2 separate regions of the Homo sapiens genome follow, and region 1 is linked to region 2. A link is a contact called in ENCODE Hi-C or POLR2A ChIA-PET data. All regions are on one chromosome and are shown on one strand. The core of a region is the stretch at or near the end of the contact, and the rest is flanking DNA. Distances in the headings are between cores, read along the strand shown.

Region 1 (4,240 bases), core at 155-2,654, 49 kb after region 2:
GCCTGGCTAATTTTTTGTACTTTTGTAGAGAGATGGGGTTTTGCCACATTGCCCAGAGTGGTCTTGAGCTTGTGGGCTCAAGCGATCCACCTGCCTCAGCCACCAAAAGTGCTGGGATTACAGGTGTGAGCCACCACACTCGGCCTATGTAGTTCCTTTTTTTTTTTTTTTTTTTTTAAAGCACACATGTAAGCAAAATGCAGTTCCTTCAACCTGATTTCCAGACTAAATCTCAGAAATCCAATTGCAGTAGTTAAGACAGAAATGCTGGAGGAGCTGGGTCATTTCACAAGCTCTATTGGGGTTTTCTCCTCACTCCTTCTAAGGATTACCATTATCTTTAGTTATGTCTAAGAATCTATATTCCAAACTGACAAGTAAAAACTGGGTCCTTGTGTCTATTTTAAAGAGTAAGAGGTTATGAATTCAGCTTAAACTGGGTTTGAATACACAGCTCTAATTCTTGCTAGCAAGTAAAAGGAGGTAGGTTTATGTTGTTGTGTATATTACTTATCATTTCTGAGCCTCAGTTTTCTCACTTCTACTACCCTTTACTGGTAATGTGACCTTGAGTGAATGACGTGACCTCCCTGTGCCTCAGTTTCCGTATCTGTAAAATGGGGACTATAATGATTACTTAGCTCATAACATTACACAGTTGTGTGAGGGTTAAATGAGACAATGGACAGAAAGCAACTCAAAACATGCCTGGCACACACTAGGGCCTACGTGTTAGTTGTTATTGTTACTGATGTCAAAACTGGGAGAAGCCTTTAGGGTCCTGAAGGCAGTCACCCGGTATGTATGGTGTGTGTGTGTCTGTGTGTCTGTGTGTGCATTTGTATGTGTGCAAGTGGTACTGCCTACACAGTGGTCCTCAAAGTGGTTCCTAATCAGCAGCATCTGTATCACATGAGAATTTGATAAAACACAAGCTCAGGCACATGTTATACCTACTGAATCAGAAACTCTGGTTGTGGGGCCCAGCATTCTGTGTTTTACCAAGCCTGCAGGGACACTGAAGCATGCTAGCCTGTGAAAACCGCAGGCCACCATTGCCCCTGAGAAAGAAATCCACAGTAGCAGCCAGGGTAGCCTCTGTCTGAAGCATTCGCGGCAGGGCAGGGCTCTGATCCCACCCTCCTGCCCCTTCTCCCGCCTCCCTGGGGTTAGGGGCTGACCAATATTCCTGGTCATTCACTCATTCACCCTTCTGCCCTCTGCCTTCTGCCCTCTTTCTTCCCTAAGAAGCTGGGGGATCACAGTCACAGGAGATTATGTCTTCTCAGTGCTGCTTCTTTCAAATAATTTGAGGGAAAATTCCAGACTGAGAGAGTTGCTTGGTAGGGCTGGAATTGCGGCTGATTCTGTGTGCCAGGGTTTTCTGCCCTGAGGGTCATGCTGTCTTCTCTACACTCTTTAAATTTCTGAGGTGGCACACACTCTGGGGGTTGGGCTGTCACATGTTCTTGAACACATACACTTCACCAGACAGAGTGTAAGAATGCACAAGCAAAAACCTCCAAATCCTTGAGGAGCAGGCACATAAAAGAGGGACATTGAATTGAATAAACATATGTACTATGGGAAGCTGAATGATTGGAACAGGTGGGTCATCAGGAATTTTAAAAAGCACAATAAATATAATCAGAGATAAGGGAGAATATGACTGATACAAAGCACGAAAACACAATCAGGAAAAGTCAAGAGGAACAGTTGAAATCAAAACAAAATTGATGGGATAGATAGTAAGATGGACAGAGGCCAAGAAAAATTAGTGAGCTGGAAGATCAGTTTGAAGATCTCTCAAAGCAGTGCAGAAAAGGATAAAGAGACATGAAGGTAAAAGAAAAACCAAAGAATATTGAGGCTAAAGGTGCCAACAGTTGGATAATAGAAACCAAAAGGAGAAATGTAACAAAGCAAACGGAAGGAAGGCAATATTTGAACGCATAATGACAATACTTTCTCTGGAATTAAAGGAAGATTAAAAATATCAGATTGAAAGGGTTTACAGGATGCTAAAACAAATAAAGAAAATTTACACTTGAGTACATGTCAGTAGAGATAAAATTAAGAATATTAAAAGCAATGAGGAAATCCTAAAAATTTCTGGAGAGAACAGCAATCAGATTGACATCAGACTTCAAAATGACAGAAGAAAAGCTGAAAGAGAAACCTTCTCTGTATGGAAACTAAATATTATATTACCAGCTAACTCTTTGTAAAAAAAAAAGAAAGTGTACTGGAAAGTTGCACACACACACACACACACACACACACACACACACACACACACACAAACACTTAGAGCTGAATGATAATGAAAACACCAGAGGTCAAAATTTAGATACAGATATAGCAGTACTTAGAGGGAAATTCCTAGCTCTCAATACATGTTATAAGGACACAAGGAAGGTTGAAAACATGAGCTAAGCAATCAACTCCATAAATTTATAAAAGATAGATCAATCTCAAAGAAACAATAAGGACATAATAAAAATAAGGTCAGACCAGCCTGGCCAACACAGTAAAACCCCGTCTCTACTAAAAACACAAAAATTAGCTGGGCATGGTGGCAGGTGCCTGTAATCCCAGCTACTCAGGAGGCTGAGGCAGGAGAATCACTTGAACCCAGGAGGCAGAGGTTGCAGTGAGCCGAGATGGTGCCACTGCACTCAAGTCTGGGCAACAGACTGAGACTCCATCTCAAAAAAAAAAAAAAAAAAAAAAAAAAGTCAGAAATGAATGAGACAGAAAAGAAACAAACCCATAAAGAATACCAAAATTAGCAAAACCAAAAGCTGATTGTTAGAGTCCTCAAGCAATAGTGAAGGAGGACAAGTGAGAAAAGATAGAAATAAAAACTGAAGAATGAAAAAGGAGTAAATATAGATACAACAAAGAATAAAAAATTATAAATGAATATTTGGAAAGCAAGACAAAACAAATAAATTAAAAATTTTTTGAATGATTCAAAAAGAAATAGAAAAATGGAAAACTATTAAGCATTTAAAAAATGGAAATTAAGACCTTTCTTCTCACTGAATTATAGACTATGATGGTTGAAACAGTTCCATTCTACCCAACTTCTTACAATATACAATCTCAGTTGTTCCAGCAAACTTCAAAAGTGTGAAAGTTGTCCATCTCACTTTACTTTTTTAAACCTTTTTATTTTAAATAATTATAGCTTCACAGGAAGTTGCAAGACTAGTTCAGCAATGTATCAGTTGTACCCATGGGATTTTAATTTATGGAAGTGACTTAGCATCTCCATTGAAAGGACAATGCCATTGAAAGATGATTTTTAGGCTGGGCATGGTGGCTCACGCTTGTAATCTCAGCACTTTGGGAGGCCCAGGCGGGAGGATCATGAGGTCAGGAGTTCAAGGCCAGCCCAGCCAACATGGTGAAACCCCATCTCTGCTAAAAATACAGAAAAATTAGCTGGGCGTGGTGGTGGGTGCCTGTAATCCCAGCTACTCGGGTGGCTGAAGCACAGACTTGCTTGAACCTGGGAGGCAGAGGTTACAGTGAGCTGAGATCGCACCGCTGCACTCCAGCCTGGGTGACAGAGTGAGACTCCGTCTCCAAAAAAAAAAAAAGATGACTTTTGGTACTTGCATTTCCTGGAAGGAGGGGCCTGCCATGCCACACAGAGCCACCTGGGGAAGCATATGGTTGGCCAGGAGGCAGGAGGGTGAAGGAGAAGCATAGGTCACTGCCTTTGTCAGGGTTTCTGCAGGGAAGCCAGGCAGAGCAGGGTGAACAGTGCAGGACTGCCTGGTTTGAATACCGTAGGTGGCCTCTGGGTAACATGGGTGATCTCAGATTGTCTGGCACCTGGCCCTGGGGTGCTTTAGGGCAGAGGAACATTGACTTGGTGTGTGAGAGTTTGATAAAGGCGATAGCTGGGGTCATGGGCTCTGGATTGATTCATTTGCATGTTAATGGTATGCTCCTAGGATAAGCCTTTGCTCCTTCTAAGAATTGGGTAGCCATGGGAGGGGCAGTCTCTTCTCAGTCAGCAAGGCCACAGATATCAGAGCTTGACAAATACAGAAAATAAGAAAATGTAGTTAACACAATTGAGTGATGAATGAGTGAATGCCAAATAGACAAATACAAAATCTATGAAAACACAGATCAAGAAGGGTTTCACATATCTTTCATACAGTTTTCCCCAATTGTGACAAACATAATTACAGCATATTTTTATTTATATATTTATTTTTTT
Region 2 (4,695 bases), core at 752-3,251:
GACTAACCAAGTCTCTGTGGAAAGCATTTGGTTTCACAGTTAATCTAATTTGTGGATCGAAACAGAACTTCTAGGAAGAAGTCCTTGTCAGCAGGAAGGCTACAGGGGGAGCAGTGAGTCTGACTTGGTAGCTGCACACGAGAATCACCCGGAGAGCCTACGGCCCAGCACACTTGGTGCTCACCAGACCAGCTAATTGGCATCACTAGGGGTGGGACCTGGCCCTGGCATTCTTTTTTTTTTTTTGAGATGGAGTCTTTCTCTGTCGCCCAGGCTGGAGTACAGTGACGCCATCTCGACTCACTGCAAGCTCCCACCCTGGGTTCAAGCGATTCTCCTGCCTCAGCCTCCTGAATAGCTGGGACTACAGGCGCCCACCACCACGCCCGGCTAATTTTTTGTATTTTTAGTAGAGACGGGGTTTCACCATGTTAGCCAGGATGGTCTCGATCTTCTGACCTCGTGATCTGCCCGCCTCGGCCTCCCAAAGTGCTGGGATTACAGGCGTGAGCCACCGCACCCAGCCGGCCCTGGCATTCTTAAAGCTTCCAGGTGATTCCAGTGTTGTGGCAGGGCTGGGAACACTCATACCACCTGGGATCTGCCGCACACCTGCCCTTGCTGCTGATGCTCATTGCTGTGGCCCTCACTGTGTGACTGCTATAGCACCAACACACCTTTGTTGAGTTTATGTTTTGGGGAAGGTTGATCTCAAGTGTATTTGTTTAAAGACTCCACCCAACGTTCACTCTTGGTGGTGAAGGCAGGGGACACAACTCTCTGGATGTTGGATTTACAGCATTAGTAAGTCTGTTCAATATAATTTAAAGCCTGATTATAAATGATTTTAGGATGTCTTAATGTTTCTGTTCCTAAAGCCTTTAAGAAAAGTCCATAGATTTCATCTGCATTTTCCATACAGGGTGCAGGTGATAGGTGATTTGAATACTTGCTATTTTGTAGCCTTTCCCATTCTGAAATTCACTTTCAGTTCACTCAGAGATGTAGGTGAAAGACAGCAGTGGCAGTGAAGGAAAGTGGGAGAATGAAAGGATCAGAGTGTGGAGAGATGACCACAGCCACTGAGGCAGGTGTGCTGTTGTTACTTTTGAAAAGAATGGCAAGGCAATCAGCTTGCATTTCCTAGTTTGGGACCACCATGCTTAGAATCAGATTGACTGAGGAGCTTTACAGAGACTCTCACTTGCACAGTATTTAAAAGAAAAAAATGTGTGTGTGTGTGTGTGTGTGTGTGTGTGTGTGTGTGTGTGTATGTATATAAATTTTTAAAGTGCCCACTTGGCCGGGTGCAGTGGCTCACGCCTGTAATCCTAACACTTTCAGAGGCTGAGGCAGGAGGATTGCTAGAGCCCAGAGCTTGAGGCTGCAGTGAGCCGCAGTCGTGTCACTGCACTCCAGTGTGGGCAACAGAGTGAGACCCTGTCTCAAAAAAAAAAAAAAAAAAAAATTTAAAAGGTGCTCACCCACACAACCTGGAACCTAGCCATGTGTATGAAATGTGTGGTAGGGCATAATTGCCCCCCTTAATCTCCCTGAAACTTGTTTAGATAACTTTGTGAAATAAAACGTTACATCTCCATGTTGTTTCTGTCTTCGTGCTGTACTGTGGTGATGGCCATTAGTTAAGGGGATAAAAATACTGAAATACTGTCTAGTTTGCATAGTTCATTGCCAGATGGTTTCATTTTCATTCTTTTACTGTTAGAGTTCATCCTGTTGTCATTAGGCATGCCTTACTACAAAGTCTCTTATTTAATCTAAATGTAGGGATATAATAGATTTTTATCCTTTTAAAACTCATCTTTTAGCTATGGCGACTTTGACTTCCTGCCAAAATCCTGTTACCCTAGCAACAGGTAAAAAATTTTTTAAAAAACCAGTTTCTCCTATCTTTTTTGGCTTAGAACTTATTTGTGATCTCAAGGTTTTAGGAGAAATATCTTTAAATCAGTTGCATGTTCTCTTCTATCTCTGGTTGACTGTTAGAGAGTGATGGCTTCTCACTTGATTCTGCATTTGTGTCAGATGTGATTAAAAGGCACATTAAGAGTTTGTATATTCATGCTAGAAATGTATATCACTGCTGGCTTTATGAAACTTATTTTTCATTAGTTTTGGCCACTGGAATTGATATTTTGTTTGTGTGTGTGTGTGTGTGTGTGTGTGTGTGTGTGTGTGTGTGTGTATACACAGTTTTTCTTTTTTTTTTTAGACAGAGTCTCGCTCTGTCGCTCAGGCTGGAGTGCAGTGGCGTGATCATAGCTCAGTGCTACCTCACACTCTTGGTCACGAGCAATCTGCCAGCCTCAGCCTCCTGAGTAGCAGGGACTACAGGTGAACACCACCATGCCTGGCTAATTTTTATTGATTTTCATTTTTTTGTAGGGAGTTCGGGGTAGAGGGAGTTGTCTTTGTTGCCCAGGCTTGTCTCAAACTCCTGGCCTCAAGTGATCCTCCAGCCTTGGCCTCCCAAAGTGCCAGGATTACAGATGTGCGCCATCACACCTGGCCTATAATTTTATTATATTCTAAATATTTTTACTTCATATATTTCTTATATATTTATATACTATAGATCATATATAATACATATTTCTTATACTATATAAATCTATAATTTTTAATACTAACTTTTATTATAATTTATATTTTATTAGTTTATTTGATATTTTATTAGTATGGTTTACTATATGTAGTTTTCTGAAGTCCTCCACTTGATTTAATAAGAACTTTTTTTAATGTAAGGCTATAAATGTGTTGTAAAAAGGATGTTGAAAATTTTTGGTTCAGAGCATATTAAAGTACATATTGAACTATTGGTGATTTTGGTAGCTTGTGGCTAAATTGGAAGGCGGGGTGTTAAGGATACTGGGGCTAACACTGTCTGAGGGCTTACCCTACTTACTATCTCATTGCAGCAGGCTCCTGAGGGGAGACAGTTACGAATCCCACTTTTAGGTGAGGAAATGAAGCCTGAGAAAGGTTCAATAACTTACCCCAGGGTTTTGCAGCCTGCCAGAGGCAGGTTTCTAGCCCAGACTCTGCAGTTTGCACAGAATGAAAGCTGACATTTCAAAAGCTGCTTAATTTTAGTCTCCTTGAATCTTTCAATATAGATGTGGGACAGTTAGCAGATATGTCTTTCCATCCAGTTTTTACTTCTGCTTTTGATGTAGTCATTTTCATTTCATTTAGGTGTTCAATCTTGGTTAAAGTTGGTTATGCCATCATTAACTGGACGTGTGTGTAGTTTTGGAAGACTGTGAATGTCCTGGTTTTATATTCCTTAGCTGGGGTCTGATGCTTTCTGGAATTACTTGCAGTTGCTGTTAACAGCATCATGGTGTCGTTAATTAATTGGGCAAATCTTCCTGCAGAATTATGAAATGTTTTAGAGTGGCTTGAATTTAGCAGTTGCCTGGGATGTATCTGGGGGCTGCATGGATTGTAGCAGGGCCTGAGCCTTATGAGGGACAGAGCCTCTTCCTGCAGTGTCTCGGAAATCTGGAGAAATGCACAAGAGAGAGGCCCTTTCTTGACTCCAGGAGTTATCTTAAAGCAGAGGCTCTCGAGGCAGAGAGCACAGTTAGAATCAGGGTTTTTTTGAGTCTGGTTATGGGGGTTTGGGATGTGGAGAAGTGGGTAGGACCTGGGTAGGAGTGAAGTCTATTTTTAAATTTCTCTAGATAATTGTGTTACCTTCACACTTACATACGTTCCCTCCTACTCTCCTACCCTCTCTCTTCTCCTTGAGTAGTTCTGCTGTAAAGGGATTAAGCTGAGAGATAAGCTATTTAGAGGATTTTGCTCTTAATGCTGGAGAGTTTATAAAAGCTGCCTAACAGGAAGATGAGATTGGAGAATAATTTCAGTTTAGGAGTTATATATTTTTAAGAATAGCTAGAAAAACCATGAGTTTTTACTTTGGGAATTATCTTTCATTTAAAATGTTTATCTAAAATTACTTGCCTTGGTGTTTATAATTTGTTTCTAAATTATATTTTATAACTATTATGTGTTTTAGCAAACCTGTTTATTTTTGGATCATGAACAAGAATCTGGAAAGCCCCAAGCTTGCCCCAGTACCAGGCAATTTCACTGAACTGAAACAAAGTGAAAGATACAAAGAAGGAACCATAAGGTTTGCCCTCTAAATTGAAAGAAAATGAAATGACAAACGACCAGATTCCATTTCTAAAATTTACTGATTATTTTTCCATTAGGGACAGAAAAATAAATCCTTTCAAGAAAGACTAACACGTTATTTTGAAAATGTGACACAAATAAGACTGTAAAATATTAGTCCACATCTTGTGTATAGCCAGAAAAGGCATTTTTTTGTGTTTTTTTTTTTTTTTTTTTTTTCTTTCAGGTTCTTAGGAAGATATGCTCTTTACTGTGACATGTTGCTGCTTGGTCAGATGTCTGTCTGTTGGAGGCATTTTTCTGTAAACTCACCCGAGGTTGCTATAAACAAGGTTGAAGGGCTATAAATGTGTATTTATGTATGTCCTGTTATGTGGTCTAAGGGAAAAGCTGTGGCTTTATTAACTCTTGTTATTGTTATGGTGTGCACGTTTTCTCATGACACTGCATGAGAGTATATTAATGTACATCCCACTGGATATTAAGTATAAAAACCCCACATCGAAGGATGTGCAATGAAATTATTAA

Evidence for each region. Hi-C counts contacts between places; a loop is a spot of excess contacts on that map. ChIA-PET counts read pairs that join two places held with the same protein, here RNA polymerase II (POLR2A). Pooled maps may share reads with other maps.
Region 1: a pooled map shows a loop between it and region 2 (2.9-fold over the local background). The contact joins two enhancer-like sites. A Hi-C loop is called at or near these places in 1 of 37 single-sample maps with no recorded cell type and 3 of 50 pooled maps. POLR2A ChIA-PET finds 5 or more read pairs at or near these places in 9 of 52 experiments (A673, AG04450, B cell and 6 more).

What each region holds. Positions count from the first base shown.
Region 1 is chr18:59,011,992-59,016,231 of GRCh38, forward strand. It overlaps the pseudogene OACYLP. Among named protein-coding and RNA genes, the nearest start is that of SEC11C, 130 kb to the right of the region's middle. Within about 2 kb of position 1,405, at least 3 of the 41 ENCODE cell types and tissues checked have a DNase peak (open chromatin) inside an H3K27ac peak, as active enhancers do.
Region 2 is chr18:58,962,375-58,967,069 of GRCh38, forward strand. The region is part of intron 7 of ZNF532 (zinc finger protein 532); the gene reads left to right. Among named protein-coding and RNA genes, the nearest start is that of ZNF532, 100 kb to the left of the region's middle. Within about 2 kb of position 2,002, at least 4 of the 41 ENCODE cell types and tissues checked have a DNase peak (open chromatin) inside an H3K27ac peak, as active enhancers do.